Linked DNA regions of Homo sapiens: region 2 is linked to region 1. The links are chromatin loops, found by intact Hi-C in ENCODE. Cell type or tissue: heart left ventricle. All regions are shown on one strand. Links, peaks and the distances in the headings refer to the core of each region. The heading gives the core; the rest is flanking DNA. Region 1 holds the start of GLCE (glucuronic acid epimerase). Region 2 overlaps PAQR5 (progestin and adipoQ receptor family member 5).

Evidence for each region. Peaks named below come from ENCODE experiments on the same cell type or tissue, not always from the same donor. Only the 100,000 strongest peaks of a DNase experiment are listed, where the experiment ranks them.
Region 2: it touches region 1 in a loop (4-fold over the local background); 34 of 110 quality-filtered maps call a loop at or near these places.

What each region holds. Positions count from the first base shown.
Region 1 is chr15:69,155,151-69,166,984 of GRCh38, forward strand. It overlaps GLCE (glucuronic acid epimerase), which reads left to right and starts at 5,485. Exons shown (of 5, transcript NM_015554.3): 1 at 5,485-5,607. It also overlaps the pseudogene LOC100421574. RefSeq lists an enhancer at 5,147-5,647 and silencers at 5,345-5,554, 5,755-5,864. In heart left ventricle, for the core only: a CTCF peak has its summit at 6,612; DNase peaks (open chromatin) are centred at 5,391, 6,351 and 6,631; H3K4me3 peaks cover 2,634 bases; H3K27ac peaks cover 849 bases.
Region 2 is chr15:69,390,327-69,402,160 of GRCh38, forward strand. PAQR5 (progestin and adipoQ receptor family member 5) reads left to right here. Exons shown (of 9, transcript NM_017705.4): 7 at 7,142-7,238; 8 at 9,648-9,789. It overlaps KIF23-AS1 (KIF23 and PAQR5 antisense RNA 1), which reads right to left. Exons shown (of 2, transcript NR_132971.1): 2 at 6,578-7,422. Among named protein-coding and RNA genes, the nearest start is that of KIF23, 18 kb to the right of the region's middle. In heart left ventricle, for the core only: CTCF peaks have their summits at 4,466 and 4,673; DNase peaks (open chromatin) are centred at 4,445 and 6,323; H3K4me3 peaks cover 326 bases.

The sequences.
Region 1 (11,834 bases), core at 3,586-8,585:
TCTTAGCTATAAGTTATCTCCTGGTCAATTTGGAAATCATTCAACTCTTTGTATGTATGGCCCATCTATATGGCTCTTATATATGTAAAATGAAGTTATACAGGCAATGTACATAACTCAGCCAGCTGGTCTCCTTTTTATGGGGATTTTGCTCATTTTTAATTTAATAAAGAAATCATTCTTTCACTGAATTTTAATTCACGATGATAAGACTTCAGAAATATAGTATTATATTCAGAAAGAATTTCAGTCTTCTTGCTGTCAAACACCTCTTGCTCTCACATGGGCACTTTAATGTTGTCAGGATGTAAATTCTATTTTGACAGAGTCCTTATAGATGGAATTTTCAACTTTTTATTCTTAGCTAATATGGATGGGTAAGAGGATGTTTGAGTTTTCTCTTCTGTTTTCATAAAAACATACTTTCCCACAAGACTAGATGAAAACAGTCTGGTTGTGAAGCATTCTAAGGTTTGGAGAGACAAAGTTTTCTCTGCTCCTCAAGACCTACTGTTAACTATCTCCAAATGGCTCTGCGGTTATTGTTATCTCTAATTGCTGTGATGCTTTGGAGAGTCTGAAGGCACTGGAATCGTTGTTTCCACCAAGAAATGGTTTCTTCTACTTACTTTTGGTGCAGTTCCAGTTGAGTTTCCGATGTAAAGAGTTATGGCTACAGAGCCATTGTCCTTTGCTCTTTACATAATGTTAGGGCCTGATGATTAGAAGGATGTAAGTTTTTACCTCTTTTGTCCAGGAATAAGAGTAGACTGAACTACACTCAACACTTGTATTAGCTATCTATTGCTATGTAAAAAGTGATCCCAACATGAAGTAGCTTCATAATAAACGTGTTCAACAATAAACATGTATTATCTCACACATTTTCTGTGTGGAATCTGGGAGAGGTTTAGCTGGGTGGTTCTGGCTCAGGATGTCTCATGAAGTTATGTCAAGGTGTTGGCCTGGGGCAGTAGTCATCTGAAGGCTTTGCTGGGGCTGGACTGGGGTTTTCAAGGTGGCTCATTCACATGGGTATTGGCTGCAAGCCTAAGTTTCTTGCTTATGGAGACCCCTGCTTGAAGGCATGGCAGCTGGCTTCCTCCAGAATGAGTGATCAAAGAGAGACACCAAGGAAGAAGCTGCAATGCCTCTTATGGCCTTGTCTCAAAAGCAGTCACTTTGTCCATATTCTACTCGCTAGAAGTGAGTCACTAGGTGTAGCCCATACTCAGGGTGAGGGGAATTGAGGCCTACTTTTTGAGAGATGGTATATCAAATAATTTGGGGACATATTTTTAAACTGCCACTGTTCTTTTATTTCCCTCCTTTATGATTGGCTAGGTGCAAAACACATACAGATGAACAAACCAATCAAGGTCAGGGGTTTAGTCTGGAGTCAGCAAATGGACAGATAAGTACTGTTCCCTCAGTCTTGGGGTAATTTACAGAGAATTTCATGCTTCCAACCTAACAAAATAGGTGGTCCCCAAAGCTCTAAAAAGATGAAGTGGAAATTCGGTCTGAGAGAGCCAGATTTTCAAACAATACTGGCTTCTGTGCCCTTGTGAATATGCAGTGGCCAGGAGGTAGCTTTACTCGGGGAGTGCTCAGAGAATGGGACACCAGGAAGGCTTCTGAACAGGGATAGAACTGCTTGGCTGTGCTCACTTAGACTAATAGGTCAGAATGCAGGCAGCAGATGGTAAGACCTGAGTAAGAAGCTAGCTAGTTCTGTTCTGCAGGTTGGCAAAGGCCAGTCACAGATGGTGACAGTGAGGCTACAAGTAGATCCCAGTTCTGGGATCAAGCAAGTGCCAAAGCCTCACACTAAAATTATCTGCAGCACTGCTGAGAGACGTGCAGGATCCACAGGCAGAATTCTAGGCTTGGATAGCTAAAACAGAGACCATAGTGGTTCTGGCCCCTTGGTGGCTCTAAGTGCAAAACATGAGGAAGGGAGCACTTGGTACCAGATGGAGAGGTTGCGGGAACAGAGCATGACTGTCAGACCACAGAGTGAAACATCGCACCATAAAGACAGATGGCGAGAGGGGTGCCCCCCTCCGTGGCAGCTCACTGCCTTTTGAGTACTCTTACTGCCTGTGTACCCTTCAAATGGGCCTCTCCAAAAGCTTCTACTTCCAAAGCATTTTTATCTAGAAGTCAAATGTAAGTGTTTCAAGCTTGATTCCAGGCTGAGAGCACTTCATAGCTTTTCTATTTTCTCACATTTAGAGACTACCAGGTTTCTGATGCACTAATTAACAAGGGAATCATAGAATGGTGTAATTTATGAAATTGAGCATTGGAGAAAAGGATAGAGTCTTTCCAGTACATTCTTGCTATTAAGATACTCGTGCAAAGGCAGAGGGTGTGGGAAACAGAAAATGCACATATTTATACTTCAAGGTATAGATCAACTCTACATGTCATTACCCTACCAAGAAATTCAGTGGCTCTGCTGCTACCACCTTTAGATGCAGACAGGCAGGGCTTCCCTTTAAAGGCTCTGCTCTGGCTCTTCCCCAGCTGTGCTCCTACATCTGAGGAGTCCATTAAGCCAAGAAATGTGTCCACCTGGAGGTGACTGTACCCCTTCAGACCTCACATCAGGTACCCAGGAGCCAGTATTCCCTGCCCAAATGGCTCTGAGCCACTTCCAGAGCCTGCATAGGCTTCTCCCCTAGATCCTGAGATATGCACCCCTGGACCTGTGGAATAGCCAAGAAATGACTGTTTTGGAGGGGAGAAAGTGAAGACAGAGCTTGGACATGTGGGCTAGTGCGTTCATGGAGTGGAGGGTACCTGGCACTGTAGGGCTGAAGGGGCCATGGGAAGCAAAGGGTAAAGGCTGCTCCATGTGGGGAGCAGTTCTCTCTGACCTGCCTTGTTCCAGCAAGGAGCTCTGAGAAGTCTCAGAATTCTCAATTCAAACTGGGTCTTCCAAGTTGTTATGAAAGTACATTTGTCAAGGTGAAAGGATATAATGCTTTTAGTACTCCATTTGTTAGCTTTTTAACTTTCACATATTTAGACATTTGGTATGTGGGTCTCCATGTGTAGCCTTCTCATGGTCCCTACAAATATTAAAATTGGTCCCGGCTCCCCATTTAATATGGAATCCAAGTCAAATCGGCTTGGCCTGATTTTTAAGGCCTTTTACTATTTGATTTTTCTCTAATCTTACCTCCCGCTACTCTCTGCAGGAATCTTCTATCTGTCAAACCTGTCGACCTACAGCCCAGGCTCAGCCCACATCCTTTTCTCTGTGCTCAGGTTCACATTATTTTTCTCCTCTGAAAGGCCTCCGTTTCTGCCTTGGATTTATATGGCCAACGTAGTGTTTCATTATGACCCAGCTCAAGCCTCACAGCCATGTCTCCTCCTCTGGACTCTTCTAACAGCTTTTGTCTCAGCCACTTATTGGCACTCAAAGTGTGCAACTGTGTGTGGCCATTTTTCATATTATGCACAAGGTGTGGCTATAAGATAAGGAGACATAAATATGCAAGTTTTCAAACCAGGACAAGGGACAGGGAAAAAAAAAAAAAAAAGAAGAGTTGCCAAAGAATCAGGAGAATGTAGTTAGGCAGCTACTAAGGGAAGAGATGTCAGCATTGTCAATAAGCTGAGAGAGGTCATGAGAAAGATACCCCAAAATAGACCATTATTCTAGAAGGTAAGAGGTCTTTTGTAACCATTGAAAGAATAGCAGATTGTGTGAGCAAAAGCAACGCTGTAGTGGGAAAAATAAGAGATGAGAAAGTGGAGACAACAAGTATACTTTTATTTATTTATTTAGAGACAGGGCCTCAATCTGTGGCCCAGGCTGGAGTGCAGTGGCTTGGTCACAGTACACTGCAGCCTCAACCTCCCACACTCAAGCGATCATCCCATCTCAGCACCCCGCCTCCCCCACCGCGAATAGCTGGGACTATAGGTGTGTGCCACCACACCCGGCTAGTTTTTTATTTTTTGCATATAGGGGAGCCTTATTATGTTCCCAGACTGGTTTCAAACTCCTGGCCTCAAGCAATCCTCCCACCTTGGCATCCCAAGGTGCTGGGATTACAGGCATGAGCCACAGTGCTCAGCAGCAAATATAATGTTTCCCAAGAAGTGTGATTCCTAGGAGAAAGGAGAAGGTAGTTTGGGTGGAAGAGATTGGGTGGCTTTGTTCTGTTCAAAGGATGGGCGAGACTATGTTTGTGGGAGAAAGATTTAGGTTAGAGGAAGAAATTAATAATGGGGAAAGAAAGAATAGCTGAATAAAATCTGGGAATGGCTGGGATCCAGGGCACAGGTGCAAGATTTAACCTTGAGGAGAAAGGGCACTTCTTGCTGTGGGTGAGGGAGTGAAGAGGGTAAGATGAATGAAGGTACAGGATAGGCATAATAATGAAGAGCCTGGATTTAAGGGTGAAGCCACTGGCTCACATTATAGAGGAAAGGCTAGGAAAGCCGAATTTTCTGGGGCCAGGTCCAGATTTAATATATTTAAGTATAACAGTCTTAATTCATTCCTTTCACCTTATTCAGTGCCCTGGGTGTGCCAAATACTACTGGGCACTGGGGTCTACAAAGGTACGACTTTTCATGTAATGTTGGAATTTGTTATGTTGGTAACTCGAGATTTGCATATATTTAACAGTCTTAATTCATTCCTTTCACATTATTCAGTGCCCTGGGTGTGCCAAATACTACTGGGCACTGGGGTCTATAAAGGTACGACTTTTCATTAATTTTGGAATTTGTTATGTTGGTAACTCGAGATTTGCTTTTCATTCTTCTGGAAGGCTGTATGTAGAAATAAATACAGTCATCAGACGAGTTCTTTGTCAGACCAGATGTCCTGGGTTGGGGTTTGGAAAACATGGGCATCTTAACAATGGTGCCCTGTTTGAGGTGGAGAGGGAGGAGAGGCCCAAATCGGGGAAAGGAATTAAATGGAGGTTTAGACGCGGGTAACCGGAGTGGGTGGGCCTTCAACCTGGAAGATGGGAATCCCCAGCGCACTTCGGGCAGCGCTGTAACCAAGGGTAACCGCACCTCGGTTTACACCGGTGTGAAGACCAGCCTCTTCCCCAAACCAGGTGTATCTACGGCGGCCTAGCAGGACCACACACAAGCCAAGCACGTCACGTCATTCGAGCTACCTTACCGCGAAAGTCCACTGCCTCCTACTACTTCTGGTCACTACTACCTTTGCTCACAGTTTATTAAGGAGGAGCGGAGAAGAAGAGGGGCGGAGAAGGGGCGGGGAGAATCACCTTTCCTTTTTTACAATTGGTCGTAGTAGACTCCGAGTCCTGCCGCCCGTCCTGCAGCCGACAGGCTGCCAGGACTGTCACTCGAGGAGCTGCCGCTACCGCCCCCCGCCGTGGCCCCGCCCCTTGCCGTGGCTGGGATCTCGCGGGAAGAGCTGCGGGCACGGCGGTGGCTCGGTCTCCCGGCTGCGCGCGGAGCGGGAGGGCTCTCCTCACACAAGCGCTTCCTTGCCGAGAGGCTGGAGCTGCGGCACCGCAGGCCTGAGCCACCCCTTCTCTGCTGTCTCCTTCTCTTCCTCAGGGCTCCCGTGTCTGCTCGCCCTCCGACGCTGCTCAGGTTAGAAAGCCCGGAGCGCGTCTCCGCTGAGGAGCGGTCGGGGAGCGGGGACACGGAGCAGCCGGAGCAGGCGGGCTCCTGACGGGGGCGGCTCTGGGGGCTGCGCGGCGCTGCCTGGTGGGCGCGAGGCTTGGCGGGGTTTGGGAGTCCGGGGGGCGAGGAGGCGGTGCAGTGGGATCCGGGCGCGGGCGCCCAAGGGCGGTGTAGCGGGTGCCGGAGCTCCCGAGGTGAGGGGGCAATGTATTAGGGATCCTGGGGGCTCTTCCGGCTTGGGGTAGGGGTGGGTGGCGGCACACGGGGTCCTAGGTCTTTGACGTCGAGGGAGATTTATCAGGGTCTTGAGCTTCTTGGAGGTGGTGTAGCGGGGTTCCGGGACAAGGGGTCTTTTTACCCGGGTCCCGAGCTCTTTGGGGCAGAGAATGCAGTTTAGCAAGGTTTACACCGGTGTAAACCTTGTCTCTGGAGGCAGATCATCGGGGTCTTGGGGGTTCTTTGAGCGGGCGTGGGCGTCCGTTTCGCATTGCTGGGATGAAGAAGCAGTGTGTCCGGGTTCTGGGGAGAGGGGTCTGTTCATCGGTGTCTCCGGGTGAGAGAGCGATGTATCCGTTCCGCTGGGGCCGGGGCCGCCTTGGGGGGTTGTTGGGGGCTGAGGGTGTGTAGCGGCGACCAGCGTCTGGCCGGGGTTTCTGCTTTGCCCGGAGCGGGGCGGTAACTTGGCATGGTCTCCAGTCTTTTGGGGGCGACGGGGCGAGTTAGCTGGCCCCCGGGCAGTCTCTCGGGGTGGGCGCGGCTCCGCAGGCGCTGGGTCCGCTGAGGGCGGGAGAGGGCTTTGGTGCTACCGCGCAGGCTGGGCAGCATCCTGAAACGTTTTTGTTCAGGTCTCCTTCTCTCTGGATGAGATTTACTCAATGCTTAGTTGGAGGATTGATCGGTGTTGTTGCCTAGTTGAAGAAGCAGTGCGTTTGTTCTGCAGTTTTCTTTTCTCTGCCCCGGGATCCCTGTGGGGGCGCGCTGGTCTCGCTGGAGCTCCGGGAGCTAGAGTGGCAGCACCTTAGGTGGGCGTTTGGTCTGCAGGTTCTTTAGGAGGCCGGTGTCCGCAGGTTGAGCGTGGATACAGCTCCTGAGCAACTGGAATCTGTTGAGGGTGGGGAAGACTGATTTTGGCTTGCTTTCCTAGGTGGTGGTCTGCTTTGCTCATCCTGCATGATTAGATCTGTTCTGAAGTCTTGCCTGAGTGAATGTTAGGCAGAGTCGGATAGTGCAGGGAAGCGTGTTCTGTCTGGCTTCTTTCTGTCCTTTGAAAAGCATTTGTAGAGAGGGATAACGTCAAATTCAGCCTCCAGAAAACAATGGAATTTGAAATCCCAAAGCTAGAACTCTGCAAAAACGTTTTCTGTGACCTGTAAGGATGGTTAATCGAGCTTTTTTAGAGAATTCTGCTTAACAGTTTCATTGTATTGTAAAAGTGTATTTAGCCTTGGATATTACAGAGGTTTTGGTAACTAGCGTAGGCGTAGGTGGGATTTAAATAAAATGACTTGTATGTATGTGTATTGGTTAAAAAAAAAAACAGCGTATAGGTGAGAAAGCCTATGTGTTTGCCTGACATTTCTTTTGGTTAGTTACTCTATCACAGAGGCCTGTATATGAAAGTTAATGTGGCAGGCAGTGAAGTCCGTACTCAGAGCTGTTCTGTAAATATGTAATCTGGGGTTAACAGACAAATTTGAGTATACCAAAGCAAATAATTTTGCCTGCCTTAGTCTTTTTCTTCGTGTCAGTTTTTTTTTTTTCTTGTTTTTTGGTTTGTTTCTTTTGAAACAGGGACTTATTCCGCCTTCCAGGCTAGGTTGTAGCATCGCTACCATGGCTCACTGCAGCCTCGACCTCCAAAGCTCAAGCAGCCCTCCCAGTTCAGCTTCCCATCCCCACCCCCAGTAGAGGAGCTGGAACTACATGCATGTGCCACCACGCCTCACTAATTTTATTTATTTATTTATTCAATTAATTAAAGACAAGGTCTTGCGCTGTTGCCCAGTCTGGTCTTGAACTCCTGGCCTCAAGTGATCCTTCAGCCTCAGCTTCCCAAAGTACTGGGATTTAGAGGCGTGAGTCACCATGCCAGGCCTCTTAGATACAATTTTTTTTAAAAGATGTCATTTTTTCTGATCTTAGAACCAGACAGATTAGGGATAATGTACTTAATTTTGGAATTTTACATCATTTTGAAAAACAAAGGAATCCCGCACAGCAATATTTAAGACTTTGAAGGGTTTAAAATAAGTTTTGTTGTTGTTGTTATTCAGACCAAAATACCTGGTTGACATTTACAGCTATCACAACTGATTGCTTGAGCAGATATTTGGTTGGAATGACAGCCCCCAAACCTGTAAGCAGATCTTATTTTTCCTTTTTTTGAGAGAAAGACAAAGAACAAATTAAGCAGGTTTCAGAAACTTTTTTTTTTCTAAAAAGCAGCTTTCATCATTTCTAAGTAAGGCATAGACTGATAAGTCAACACATATTTGATTATCTGCTAGGTGTCACAGCGCTGGATGTACACTGATTAAAGCTGTCATGTGACTTTCCCCTTTAAGTCCAGAGAGAGGAAGAAAACAAATAAATACAGTTAAAAATTGTGATACTGCTAAGGAAGAAATACACAAGGTACTTAAGATTCAGCTCTCTTTTTTTAGTAACCCCTGAATGATGATACGATTGATGTGTGTTGTGATAATAAGAAACCAAGCAAAATAGTTAACTGCCTTCTGAATTAGTAAAGAAAGATTAAATTACAATCAGTAGAGTTTTAGGTGTTAAATGTATGTTGACTCTTTGTAGATGATTGTGCTACGTAAGCATACAAAAGCCTATAAGGATACACATCAGACTTAACCATGTTTGGATTCTTCAGGAGGGAGTTGCAGAGGCATAGAAGAGAGCGGTTTAATTTTATAGTTTTATATTACTTGAATCTATTTCAATGAGCAGACATTACTTTTAAGTACAAGTTAGAGAAACCCTAAAATTAAAACATTTCAGTCACTATGCAAATGGTGAAATGTACAGTATTTATAAGGCTTTTGTCAGTATTGCCAGTTGTACCCGTGTATACTAATGAAGGAAAAGGGTATTTCAAGTATCTGAAAATTATAAGGGTGTGCAGGGTGGGGTGGGTAGCACAACAAAATAAGAAAAGACACAGACCTAAGTAAAATGTTAAAACATGTTAAGTTTGTTGGATATTTAATTATGTAAAGATAAATTAATTTTAGGACTTTCTTTTATCAAATTTAATTGTTTCCTGAGTTTGCAAAAGGAAGTTTTTAGATTTCCTAGAGGAGAATAGGGTGGGGGAATAGGTATTCTTATTGTGGTACAGACTTCAGGAAATTTCTTTTTGTCAAACATATACACATCTGATAGATATATTTTGCTTGTGAAGCATACGAACCATACAAATAATTTTATAGTTTCATTATTACACTGCTGAAAATGACAGTACCAAAGTGTCTTTTGAATTATCATTCAGAGTTCTAGAATCATAAATATGATATACTAAAGCAGTTTCTAGAAAGGAAATCATAAGACATGAATTCCAGTCTTCACTGTGCTACTCATGGTGTGTCCTTGGATAATTCCTTAATCTTTCAGGGCCCCAGTTTTCATATATACATATATGAATTATACTTACATACATTTTATATATAATATATACTTTTGCTTTAATATATACATATATGACATGTGTATGTTGTTATATACATATGCCATATATGTATATAATATGTATAATATATAAAATATGTGTATAAAAAGATACATATACACACACTTAGAGTTTTTGTGTTGCAAGTCTGAAGTATTGTATGTACAAAAAGGAAGAGATACCTTAAGAGTAGCTAGTTCTCAAGAAACAACTAGTTCCATGTAATTTTTACATATTATACCTAATTTTAGAAGCCTCTTCTTTTTAAAGGTACATGGCAAGTATTTAATTCCAGAATATAGATTCATGAAGGTGAGTGATTTTCTTTAGATAATTTAGCTTTATCTGTTAAAGCATTATTATTTTTAGTTCCAATCCCTGGTTCTGTAGTAGATTATCTATATAATAATATGTCCTTACTTAACTCTGGATATAGAATGAGGTCTCTAGTGGTTGCCTCCAGACTTGATCCCCTTTAATCCATCCTTACATTACTGCCAAGGTGATTTTTCTGAAGTGCAAATCTATTCATTGCTTCTTTTCTTGTTTCTTTTCTCTTTTCTTTCTCTTTCTTTCTTAGAAATGTTACTGAGATTTATTTATTTATCTTTCAACTTTTCTTTTAAGTTCAGGGGCACATGTGCAGAATGGGCAGGTTTGTGACACAGGTAAACATGTGCCATAGTGATTTACTGCACAGATCATCCCATCACCCAGGTATAAAGCCCAGCATCCACTAGCTATTCTTCTCTTCCTGATGCTGTCTCTCCCTGCCCTTCTTTCTTAAAGCCCATACTTTATCAGCCCAACTCTCTATCGTTACAAGGCCTTTCATCATCTGACTAATCTTATGCATTTCCCCCACCATAAATCTAAAGCTGCACTTGTACTAATACGAGCAGTTTACTGAATGAGCCATACTGTTTCCTGACTCAGAGCCTTCACATATGTTCTCTCCACTATTTAGGATGTCTTTCCTTCTCTTGTCTTGCTGGCAAAGTCTACTGATTTTTTAAGATACAACGTAAGCACTGTCTGCTTTTTTTTTTTTTTTTTTTTTAGCTCTTTTTTAGTTACCATTTTTTCTTTTTTTTCTTTCTTTACTGTCTGCTTTTTAAGTCTTCTGGTCTTCCCTCTTCCCAACCCTAGGTGTTATATACTCACTGTATCATGTTCATTCATTCTCTTGTGTTTACTAATGTGTTGTAATTAAGTCTCTCTTTCCTCCTGGACTCAAAGGCAGGTTTATATTTGTCTTATTACTTTTTGACTTCCTGTTGCTTGTTTATGCATAGTTGGCTATCATTACATGTTTGAACTCTCAGTACCAAGATTGATGTGTTCATGATGTCAGAAGTGAGTTAAACTCAAATCTCAGTCTTATCCTGTTTTCCTAAAATTTGGGAGTTTCTAAAGTATCTTATTCTCTTGCCCTGTGACCATAAGCTGATATGAGAATGGTAGTTCTTAGCTTTGTGTTTAAGAAATAAGACTTCTCGCACTTTAAGAGGTGATGGTTACACTGTTAAACTTGCAGAAAAGTCTTGTAGAATTTTGAGGCAACTACTAATCCTTATCTCTAAAATTGCTAGAAGAGATATTAACTAGTTTGGGTGTTTTAAATCTTGGACATCATTATTTGGTAGATATTTTACCTTGGCTGCTTTTTACTTGGAAAATGATAGTAGCTGATGTATGCAGGTTTTTATATAGGCTTTAATAATTGCTTTACATACATTGCCATTCATTTTCAAAATAAATCCTAAACATTTAATAATTTGCTCAGCGTCATTATCTACTAAGATGCAGACTATGACTACATGTAGGTCTGACTGTCTCCAGACTCTATGCTTTTTCTAATACTACACTGTTTTCTGAATATGACTGCTTATTCAGTGTTTAAAATTATTAACATATTTAATTCATTTTGTAAATTGAAGAAGTAGGTTGTAAAGTTTATCCATTCAGTTCTTCCAAAAAAGCTAAAGTAGACAATTTGAGATTGATTGGACTTTAGAGACCATTTAATCCAACTCCTTCCTTTAGCATATGAGGAAGCACACATGCAAGAGTGGTGGAATGGGGTGCTGAAGATCACACAGTTAGTTGGTCTATAAGATTTTCTTTGTTAAGCTGGTTGTGAACACTGGTGTTATAAAACTATTACTCGAGGCCAGGCGCGGTGGCTTACGCCTCTAATCCCAGCACTTTGGGAGGCCGAGGCGGGCGGATTACCTGAAGTCAGGAGTTCAAGACCAGCCTGGCTAACATGGTGAAACCCCGTCTCTACTAAAAATACAAAAATTAGCCGGGCGTGGTGGCACACGCCTGTAATCCCAGCTATTCGGGAGGCTGAGGCAGGAAAATTGCTTGAGCCTGGGAGACGGAGGTTGCAGTGAGCCGAGATTGTCCAGCCTGGCCGACAGACCTAGACTCTGTCTCAAAAAAAAAAAAAAAAAAAAAAAAAGGCCGGGTGCGATGGCTCACACTTGTGATCCCAGCACTTTGGGAGGCTGAA
Region 2 (11,834 bases), core at 2,185-7,184, 230 kb after region 1:
TATTTATTTATTTATTTATTTATTTATTTATTTATTTTTTTGAGACAGGGTCTCTCTCTGTGGCCCAGGCTGGAATGCAGTGGTGCGATCTCAGCTCACTGTAGCCTCGCCTTCCTGGGCTCGTCTGCTGCATTCTTAATAATTTGTAATAATTTTTGAACAGGGAGGTCCCTGCTCTTTGATTCGGTACAAGGCTTTACAAATTATGCAGCTGGTTCCATTTGCTGGACAAGTGGCTTATCCACCCTGAACTTCAGTTTGCTCATCTATAAAATGAGGCCATTACAAATACCCCTAAGACAAATGGAAGGATTACAGGTAATGTACCCAGGACACTTAGCACAAGCCTGGCACAGAGGAGATGTCCCATAAATGTGTGGTCACTAATGGTGACTGGGTGTGTCTGCCTCTGGGCATATGTGATGGATGATGGTGTTATTCAAATGCCCTATGCATCCCTCATCAGTGAGTCAGGCCCAGCTTACGCGCTCTAATTCCCACTGTTTTTTTTTTTTTTCTTTCAAGAAAACTCATGGGGGTGTGAGTGCAGAGAATGTTGTTATGGGGATAACTACACCAATTTATTCAGCTCTTTGTAGAAGTGAACTGCCTGAAAGTTCCTTTTCCCTAAAATACTCAGGAAATCTCCCAAATGGTTGTGTTGGGGTGACAGCCCTGGCTGAATAGGGCCAAGGCTGGTACTTTTGGGCTGGGGGCCTTTCGTGCTGGTCAGGAAAGGTAAGCTGGCAGGTACATCTGAGTTCTCTGTCCTCCCGCAATGGCAACTCCAGCGAGCCAGTGGAGTCTCCCTGCCTCCACTTGCCCCCCTCTCCCCAGGAAAAAACAGGCAGGTGAGATATGCCCCATCTGGTAACTTCTCCAGAATGATTTTGTCTCCAAATTCCTTTGGGTGACACTTGGGATGTGTGGGGCCAGCAAGTTTCACAAGGGAGAGCAGGCAAGTTTCACAAACAGGACAAACCAGTTTTTTTGTTTCTGTTTTTTATTTTTAAATGGAAGGATAGATTCTGAAACAGCATTGGGAATACTTGTTCCAATTCGCCTTCCATTCACCTGCGCTAAGGTGGGTTGGAAGTGTGGAGCTGCCTTCCATGGGAGTGAAAGTCTGTTTCTAGGAGTCCCTGCCGTGGATGAAGGGAGGTATAACAGATATAGAACAGTAATAACCCTGCGGAAACAAGTCCAGCAGAGATGAAGCAAGCCCCGGAGACCTGGGTGCATGGGCTTGTGGACTGGCCATGGTCCAGGAACCTGGACACTCTTGGACCTGGTCCTTGGACCAGTCACTGCCCCATCTGGTTCGCTCTCCTAGGGCTGTGTGGCTCTGGCGTTTGAAATTTAGGATTAGACAGGGAGAGTACCACAGGTTGAGGGGGCAGAGGAGGAAGAGAAGGCTTCGTGAGTGTGGAAGAAAGTCTCCAGAGTGAGGCTGGGTGCAGTGGCTCACACCTGTAATCCCAGCATTTTGGGAGCGCCAGGTGGGTGGATCACCTGAGGTCAGGAGTTCAAGACCAGCCTGGCCAATGTGGTGAAAACCTGTCTCCACTAAAAATACGAAAGTTAGCTGGGTGTGGTGGCAGGTACCTGTAATCCCAGCTACTCAAGAGGCTGAGGCAGGAGAATCGCTTGAACCCAGGAGGCAGAGGTTGCAGTGAGCTGAGAGCATGCCACTGTACTCCAGCCCGGGCAGTGGAGCCAAGAAAAAAAAGAAATTGTCTCCAGAGTGAATGATCCAAGATGGCTTCCCCATGAGCTCATAATTCAAATTCTTAGAACACTTGCTGGTTTTATTTTATTTTTTTTTGTTTTAAGTAGAGACAAGGTTTCGCCATGTTGGCCAGGCTGGTCTCGAGCTCCTGACCTCAGATGATCCACTCTCCTCAGCCTCCCAAAGTGCTGGTATTACAGGTGTGAGCCACCCTGCCCAGCCTAGATTACTTTCTTCTAGCCAGGAGTCTTCCCTGATGGTTCAGATATAACGGATGGGGTCTTTTGGATGTGGCATGCCTGGTGTCTTTGGAGGAACTTATCTGTCAGGGCAGCTTTGCCAGACATCTCCTGGGTGCCTGAGTTTGGGGGCTTCTCCCTTTGCCAATGAAATGGGTTATTTATTTATGGAGTACATCTGTGCCTATTCCATCTATCCACCCATCTACACACCCGCCCACCCATCTAACATTCCTTAAATGCCTGCCATACTCCAGGTACCACGTTAGGAGCTGAGGGTGCCAGAAGGATGCCCTTGCCTTCAGAGAGCACCCAGTGCCATAGGAGAGACAGACTGCAGATGCCCCCAGAGGTCCATGAGGCCATGATTTCCGTTAGAGTGTAGCAGGAGGGAGTGTAATGTAAACAAATAATGATAAGGCAGAATGACACCTGCCGGTATACACAGGGTTCTGAGAAGTGGCTTTAGGACTGGATATTGAAGGAGGTAGAACACTTTAGCTGAAGAGGAGGACATAGCAACCAGCCAGGACAAGGATGAGGACTACAGAGAGGGTGGGCCAGGGTGGGGAAGCAGCAAGGTGTGTTAGAGCTGCCAGAGTCTGCAAGAGTAGATGGAGGAGAGCAGCTACAGAGGGGCTTGGATGGTGGGCTGGGGGCCTGTGGGTCCTATGAGGACTGGCCCTTTGCTCATGAAGGATGAGAATCTCTTAGGGAAAAAAAAAAATCCTACGCACTCAGCTTCCATGCCCTGAGGGGTTTCCAGGCATATTAGCAGCAACTGAAGTGGGAGCTGAGGGGAGAGGGAGGTGAGGGGCTATGTTGGAATCAAAAAGGAGGAAGGGGGCACATGCCACACTCTTGCACCCAAAGGTAGAGTGGGCATGTGGCCCTTCCAGTGCCCTTTGTACCTCGTCCTCGCTCCACGTTCCCTGACCCATGGTTTTGCTGCTCTTACAAGGCCTGTCCTCCCCTCTCTTCATTCCCTGTCTCTGCCTTTGGTGTCTGGAGAGTGAGAAAGCTGACTCGTGTGCAGAAGTGATGCTGGCCCTGAGTAATTTCAGAAGAAGTGGGTAGAGAGGAGGGTGTGGGTATCTGGAGGCCTGAATTTCAACCCTGCTCCCCCAGACTTGCTGTATGGCCTCAGGGCAGTCACTGTCCACTCTGGGCCTCAGGGTCTACGTCTTCAATGAGGGCATCTGAGACAATACCCTCTGGGTCCTCTCTGGTTTGGGCATCGTGCAATGTCGATGCCTTAGTGTCTTCTCCAAGCTTCCTTTCCCAGCTGTCTTCCTCCCCCAGGCTCCACCCCTGCCTCTCCCTCCTGCTCCATCCGGCTGCAGTTGGGCAGGAGCGGGAGAGAACCACCTTCCCCTCCAGGGAGGGGAAGACCTCCTGGGGGAGACCAGGAACCTCAGTATTTGCTTGACAGTTATCTGATGCTTGCCCGAAAATCAGGGTTGAAATGGCATTCGTTCCATTACAAGGCAGACCATTAAGGCCAATCTCAACATAGAGAGCTTTGTCGTCCCCTGAGTGGTTTTTGGTTCTTATTGTCATGGACTTTGGTTCAAATGAAAATGTTCCAGAAAACTGCCTTCTCATTCTGTAGCATTTGAGAGGGGAAATGAGAGAATGCGTGCCCTCTTCGTGGTTCTTGGAGCAAGGTGGGGGTGGCCGAGGCCCTGGCCTGCTCATGCCTGCACAGGAAACGGCTGCCACTCCCTTCAGGAATGTCAGTTACACAGCAAGTACTGTATGGACAAATCACTGTCCATCTCCTTCCAGTGCATCCAACCATTGATTGTTTTTTTTTTGTTTTTTGTTTTTTTTTTTTCAAAGAGCTGCTGAGTGAAAAACCTCCTGGTCAGAGCAGTGAGGGCGAGAGATTAATTTTCACCCATGAGCTCTGCTCTAAGGACAGCTTAGAGGCAGTTGCTGAGGCAGTTCAGAGGGGTGGAGCTGACCTGGAAGGGGTTTGAGGTCAGCGCTGGAGGTAGAAGGCTCAGCAGACATGGTTCTCAGACAGAGGCTTGGCCAGAGGATAAAGTGCTGCTATAGCCAGTTAGGGGCATGGGGAAATGTCTACATCCCTGCAGTTCTCCAAAATAAGACAACTCCTACACAATAAAACAACCATAACTACCGCCCCCATGTACACACACACGTGCACTCGTGCGTGCGCCTCTGCAATAGAATGATTTTTCCAAAGGCCCGCTAGTTTCAAGCCCTAGTTCCGGAATTCCAGTTGCCAATCCTTCCAGCTTTTTTGTCAGATTGTGTTGAATCGACCCTTTCTTAACGAAGGCTTCTCCCGTAACCCAGTGTGTCCTGCCAACCTCGTTCTGAGCAGAGACCTCACTTCCTCTATAGCAGCCCCTTAGCCCTCTGGTGCGGGACTGCCCTAAGCCCGAGCAGGCTGGGCTGTGGGGCCGCACGTGGGGCGCCTCTGAGGATGCTGCGGCTGTGGTTCTGCTCTGGCTGTGGCGACATCGCGTGGCCTAATGCGGAACTGCAACTTGGTAGCGGACGGCCCCTCTCCCGAGCTACTGGCCCTTCTGCCTTTTTCTCTCTGTTGCTGTCTCTCTTCTCTTCTGCTTTTTCTCCTTCTCTTTTCCCTCTAGACCCGGCTTTGCAGCTGGAGAGGCTGGTCCGTTTGCCCCTGGGGAAACACTTTATCAGGCCGAGCGAAATGTTGTCTCAAGTCACAGAAAATCCATGCTTTGGGGGATGGCCTTCGCCAGCCACAGCCAGATTTCTTCGCGTGTAAGTGGCCACAGGGGCCCTTTAAGAGCGAGCCTCTCAACCTGGAGACGGCAGGCGGTGGCAGGGCACAGGGCAGGAGGGGGCGGCCTGCCGCGGCAGGGCAGGGTCTGCCGGAGGACTAAGAAGGCCGGTGAGGCAGATACCTGGCTCTCGGGATAGCAGGAGTGTGTGCCCTCTGCTCCAGGGGCAGAGCGGGCAGGGAAGGGTGAAGGCCGGGCGGGGTCTGAGTCTGCGCAGCCTACTGCCTGAGACAGAGGGGGTGACACTTGGGGGCCAGAAAGCCCAGGGTTTAAATCCTAGCTCTGCTTCTTATTGGCTCATCTGACTTCAGGCAAATCACCCAGAACCTATTTGTTCCCTCCTGTTCCTATTATCTGGACCAACATAGATACAAGGTGGGGATGGGGAGAGAATGGAGCTCCACGATGCATGTGTTTTTAAAAGCTGCTGTTTAGTCTGTGCGACTGTGCCATGCACAGTTCTAAACACCTCGGGAGCATCGTTTCATCAAATCCATACAACGAGGCTGTGACAAGGCACAGTCATTGTCCCTGTGTTACACATGAGGATCAGGAGGTACACAAAGGTTAGTGACCTGCCGAGGTCACGTGGTTGTGAAGGGCAGGGTCAGGATTTGAACCCAGTGTGTCCCAATCAAGCTCTCCACATAAAATCACAGTGCTGCGCTGCCTCACCTCTCCGGGAGTTTGGTTCTTTTTCGGGGGGGATGATGCATCCTAGTTCCTTCTCCTTGAGCTTCTCACCTGGTACATGCCATGTACCATGTATGACTTACAGGCAGGGTCAGGAAAGAAGAAACACGAAAGTGGGCTGGAGTGAAGTTGGGGTTTGTCTTGGGAGGCTGTGGGGCTTCTCCGGGCACACAGTGGTGTCCCTTTCTCCTGAAACAGGAATCTCCGGGTGGGCCATTTGTGCTCGGTTGCCCTGAGGACTGAGTGGAGCACAATAGCCTGGAGAATGTCCGCATCCTCAGACCTGCTTCTGTGCTGGGTCCCCAGGATCCAGGCCTGACCAGATCTGGCACCTGCCTGAGGAGGGTTCCCTAACTGCCCAATGTGGAAGTCCCTGCATACTCCATGCTGAGAGATACAGGCAGCAGCTGGGTTTATGGTCAGGTGGCTTTACTGGCTCATACGAGATATGAACAGCCTGGCCAGGTGAAATCGGTCTGGGCTCAGAGGAAACAGCAGATGGCATTTGAAGGAGAAGGAACAGGCTTGTGGACTGGGACCGAGGTTCTTGGGAGCAGAGATAGGAGCCACAGCAGGACACAGACCCCATCCCTCCAGTGTGATAGGGGGCAGAACTGTCAGCAAAGGCTGAAAGGGCCCAGATGCATGCATTGCCTTTACAGACTGCATCAGAACAGCCATCCCAAGAGCCTCAGCGTGTGGCTGTGCATCCACTGTGCTGGGTTCCTTACCCTGCAGCCCTGTGGGCCCCAAGGGAGGACACAGCCCTCCACAGTACACCTCAGCATTGATGTGGGGACTTTACCTGTCCCTACTACCTGGCCTTGGTGGCCCAGCCAGGGCCCATGAGCACTTCCTTACCCAGGCCTCAGTTCAGGGCTGTGATTTTGTGCAGAGACCCTCCCTGCCCCTCCCCATGTCCTCCCAGTGTGCAGCCTGCTGTCTGTGCTACCCAGTTCCCCATACCCTGAGCTGCTGCCCCAGGCTGGGCCCAAGTCAGCTGAGGCCCTGTCATGTTCTGTCTGGGGGGACCTGCCTCTCTTCTCAACAATCAGCATCACTTGTTTTAATGTTGCTGTCAGCTGTCTTTGGATTGGAGGTTGGGTGAGGGTGGCAATGAAGAAGAGAAGGAAAGACTTCACGTTTATTTAGTTTTCCCAAGCCAAGTATCCCTGTGTGTGGTATAAATATTCCAGAAAGCTCTCCAAGGGTCAAACACCTACTTGAACCCAGGTCTCCTGCATGATAATACCTGGGCTCCAACTAGATGGGTGCATCTCAGCCTCTGCAGAGTGTGCCCCCCAAGAGTCTGTGGCAGTGGATCCCCCGATTCCCCCTACCCGTTCCCTGTCCCTGTAGCAACTAGAGTTTTAAAAGGTTCTTTGGCAGTTACATAACTTGGCCCTTGAAGGGTTTCTGCCCAGCGCCTCCTTTCTGGCTTAGTCTGGACACCACTGCTTCCCATGGTCAGGAGATGGTGTCCCTGGAGATCTTTTTGCATCTGAAGTTTTGTCACTTCCATTGGGGTGGGAGGAATGGACGAGGCTGGTGGAGAAGCTGCTGGCCACAGGAGCTTGTAGAAAAATGCTTGTCCTCTGTTGATGACCAGGCCCTCGGTGTGCATGCATGTGCGTATGCAATTTGCTGAGACTCTTTTCATTCCATTTCCTCCCCACTTTCCTTCCCTGATTTAGGTTTCTTGAAATCCAGAAGCCCAGACTCTGTAAGGTGATTCGTGTCCTCGCCTTTGCTTATCCGTACACCTGGGACTCCCTCCCCATCTTCTACAGGGTAAGGACTGGCTGCATCTCCTCTCTGCCTGTTGGCAACACCAGGAAGTCAGTTGTTTTCCTGAGCTTCTGGGGGGTCACAGCACTGCAATGGGAACCGCAGAACAAAACAGGAGTCGAGACCCAGGTGAAGGGGGCCAGCCCCTCCACACCTGTGGGTATTTCTCGTCAGGTGGGACGAGAGACTGAGAAAATAAATAAGAAGATTTTTCTTAGTACAGATCAAAATGGAGTTTCTTATGTCTTCCTTTTTCTACATAGACACAGTAACAGTCTGATATATCTTTCTTTCCCCCACACCCAGGTGCTGCCTTGGTGGCACTTGAGGAGTGGTTAGGAGATGACATAAGCACAGAGGCCCTGACTGACAATATGACTGGGGGCTCGGGAACGTCATAGAACAGGCAGCCTGGGGCTGAGTGGAGTGAGCAGGAGAGCGAGCTCTGCAGGCAGGTCTCCAATACTTGCTGTCAGTCCCTGGGCCAGTTCTCTATGCCTCGATTTCCTTCATCTGTAAGCTGGGCCTGATAACACCTCATGGGCTGTGGGGAGGATTACACGGGGAACATGTCAAGTGCTGACTGGTAGCAAGAGTTCGGGAATGCATTGTTCCATCATCAAGTAGTATACTGTTAGTATTGAAGGAAAAGGCATGAATGAGGGTCTTAAAGGAGCGATGGGAAAGAGATGGAGAGCATAAAGGAAGAGAGTGTAGGAGGGACAACAAGTAGGACTAGAAGGGGAAAGTCCACGCACTTTCAAACCATACGGGCTTGAGTTCAAATTCTGGCCCCACTGCTCACTGGCTATGTGACCTCAGGCAGGACACACAACTCTCTAAGCCTCAGATTAGTTTCCTCATCTGTACATAAGGGTACTAGGCCTCCTTTGTAGGGGAAAACAATGGATCTGATAGGCTCTGCGGTGCCTGTCCAGTACCCGGTGAGTGAAGCTCCCTCCTAGAGGCAGCGTCCTGTGGGCTTGAAGAATAAAGCCCAGATGGCAGGGCTGAGGGACAAGGGGAGGGGCTGAGCTCCACCCAGCAGCTGGGGCATTGAGCACGTTCTCTGTGCTCTGCCTCTGTGGGTCTGGGAGAGCGCCAAAGATGGGGCTGCAGCCCGTTCCCCTCACTCCTTCCTCAAGGGCGCAGACCACACACAGGAAACCAAGAGCAGACAGAGCAATTCTGTCCCATGTACCTCCAAATCAGGCAGTGCAAGTCCTGTGTTGTGACAAGCATCGTGTGCTTCTGGCATGTGGCTGAGTCAGAGGAGGGCAGAGGGAAGGGGAGGTCCAGTTCTAAGTGGTGATGTTGATGCTGGAATCAGCCTGCCTGGATTCAGATCCTGACTTCACTTCTCACTAAGTGATGTGCAAGTCACTCTCTGGCCCACCTTCCTCACCTGCAAAATGGGGAAGATAGAGTCTGCCTTATGATAATTGTGGCTCAGGTGAAATGATGCATGTAAGAGGCCTGGCCTGCTGCCCTCGGTAAGTGGTGGCTACTATGACTTTATAACAATAATACAAAAACTATACTTAGCTCTGAAACAGTATAGTGGCCATCATTGATACTTTTGGATGACTCAGAAGGCCTTCCAGGGATTTCTAGGCCTTAAAGCCTTAATTAGGAGCACCAGTTCAGTGGATGTGCTGATAAAAAGTGAGTTCCAGTGTGAATCCACTAAACAGTTGACCCTTAAACATGGGTTGGAACTTTACATGGATTTTCTTCCACCTCTGCCACTCATGAGACAGCAAGACCGACCCCTTTTCTTCTTCCTCCTCCTCAGGATTTTCTCAATATCACTTGCTTTTCTCTAGCTTACTTTATTGTAAGAATACAATATATAATACCTACACAAAATATGTGTTACTTGGCAGTTTGTTACAGGTAAGGCTTCCAGTCAACAGGAGGCTATTAGTAATTAAGTTTGGGGGAGTCAAAAGTTGTACATGGACTTTTGACTGCAGGGGGTCAATGCCCCTAGCCTGCATGTTAAGAGTCAACTGTACTTACATTTTACCCCAGAAAGAATACCAATTATCTAATAGGATTTTTTGTCTTTCTTTTCCTTTCCCATTCCTTTCTTCTTTCCTTTTTCTCTCCGATTCAGTTAAGTAAATAAACCAAAAGACTCTCATGAGTATTTGGGGGATTGAAATACAATAGTCTCGAGTCTCAATCGACCACACTCAGGATAGGAGCTCTGCTCACATGGTGCCTGAGTTTCCTCTACCAGGTCACAGACCTGAGGAGGTGAGGGCCTTGGCCTCTGGAGTTTGTGTATGTGTGCTAACATGTGTGGGTGTCAGAGCCCCCAAAGTCCCAGATGCAGGTGCTGAGAAGGAAGAGGGCCTGCCTCAGGCCTGTCCTCTCAAGACCTGATGTTTCTTTAAACACCTGCAGCTATTCCTGTTCCCAGGGGAGAGTGCACAAAATGAAGCCACCTCGTACCACCAGAAGCACATGATCATGACCCTCCTGGCCTCTTTCTTGTACTCTGCACATCTGCCAGAACGCCTAGCCCCTGGACGCTTTGACTACATCGGTGAGTGGGCAACAGCCCTGCTGCTCTGCTCATTGCCCTCCTGACTGGGGAGGGTCCTGTCCCTGACTCCAGTGCACGTAGCTGCAAAGGGCAGGGAAGGGCAGAGAGAGAGGCCAAGGCGAGTAACATTGCAAGTTGACAGAGGTCAGGATGTCTGCAGCAGGTGCATTGTTAGGTAGCATGGGCAGGATGGAGGGCAGGTGGGCCCAGGAGCCTAAAGCATTCTGATGGGGTATGGAGCCAGTGTGTCTTATTGTCATCCAGAACATGGAATCCCATGATTAAGTGAACATTGGGGCTGGGCGTGGTGGCTCACACATGTAATCCCAGCACGTTGGGAGGCCAAGGTGGGCAGATTACTTGAGACTGTGCTCAAGACAATCCTGAGCAACATAGTGAAACTCCATTTCTACAAAAAATACAAAAATTAGCTGGGCATGGTGGCGTGCACCTGTGGTCCCAGCTACTTGGGAGGCGTTGGTTTGAGCCTGGAAGGTTGAGGCTACAGTGAGCCATGATCATGCACTGCACTCTAGCCTGGGTGAGAGAGATCCTATGTGAAGAGAAAAAGTACATTGGGAGCAGCCGAGGAGAGGAAGAGGAAAGAAAGGATGAAGATGGCTCTGAGGGTACCAGACAACAGGGGGCTGTGCAGAAAAGGGAAAAGGGGAGAAAGCATCTTTCTTTGTCTTGAGCATGGTGGACGGGAGGGGGCCAGGGGTTCAGGGTAGAGCAGTGGTTTCTCCAGGGGTGGTCATCAGCCAGCAGCATCAGCATCATCTGAGAACATGCAGATTCTCAGGCCCCACCACAGACCTCCTGAACCAGAAACGCCAGGAGTGAAACCCAATACTCACACAGAGGCCGAGTCATCCTCCAGATGAACCTGAGCTCACTTAAGTTTGAAGTGATCTGGTGGAGAGAAGGTGTCAGAGTCACGGGGGTTTCCACCTGCTGGCAGAGTTCTTTCCCCGCTCTGTCTAGGGAAGGAGGGGCGGGTCCCTGCAGAATGTGCCTCCTCCGCTCTGGCTCTGGGACTGGCTAGGAGGAGGAACCCTTGCATCATTTCTGGTGAGGCTGACAAGACTTTGGGGTGAGAGTTCCTTAGGTGAGTACATGGGAATCAAAGGGCCAGTCATTGTCCCCACCAGGGCAGGAAGCTTGCTTCTCCCCAAGCCCATTTTGTTCCTGATTTTCCATCTCCTCTCACTAAAAGATGTGGCCAGATGCAGTTTGTTTGATCTGATTAAAGTTTTATCTCCTTTTCTTCTTTTGTTGTGTCAGAAGGGGTTGTAACTAGTAAAATGCTTAGAGAACAGATTTCCAAAAAGGAGGAAAAGGAGAGGCCAGGGAATCGGAGTCACCAGCATCCTGACTGCCATGTCCACCTCCCCAGCCCCGCTTAATGAAGTAGAGGTGGCTGTGTAGCAAGTTTTGGGGTTGCAGGAAAAATGGCCCTGGGCCTTCTTTTGCTACCACTCAGGTTTCTTAATAACATTTTATTCACCTCTGTCCCATCCTCTTGGGCCTAGGGGTACAGAGCTGAAAAACACCCCTCTGGGGGACATTTCCTAGAAAATAGTTCATGACAGATCATTAACAAGATTTGGAACATTCTCAGTCCTTAACTAACAGAGTCTGCTGGAGGTGGGAATCCCTCTCTGCTCCTGCTCAATCTTCCTAACTCTGCTCCTGCTCAATAGTAGAGGTGGCCAGGCCGGTTCATTCCTAGGACACATTTATTGAATATTTCTTCTGAGATAGGTCCTGGGGGTGAAACACTGAATTTTTTATTTTTCTAGAGATGGGATCTCACTGTGTTGCCCAGGCTGGTCTCAAAACTCCTGGGTTCAAGCACTCCTCCTGCCTTGGCCTCCCAAAGTGCTGGGATTACAGGTGTGAGCCACCATGCCCAGCCTTTTTATTTTATTTTTTTTAAACCAAAAGAGAAACCTTATTTAACTCTTATGCTGCATTAGTTTGCTAGGGCTGCCATAACAAAGTATCACAGACTGTTGTGGCCTAAACAACTGAAATTTATTTTC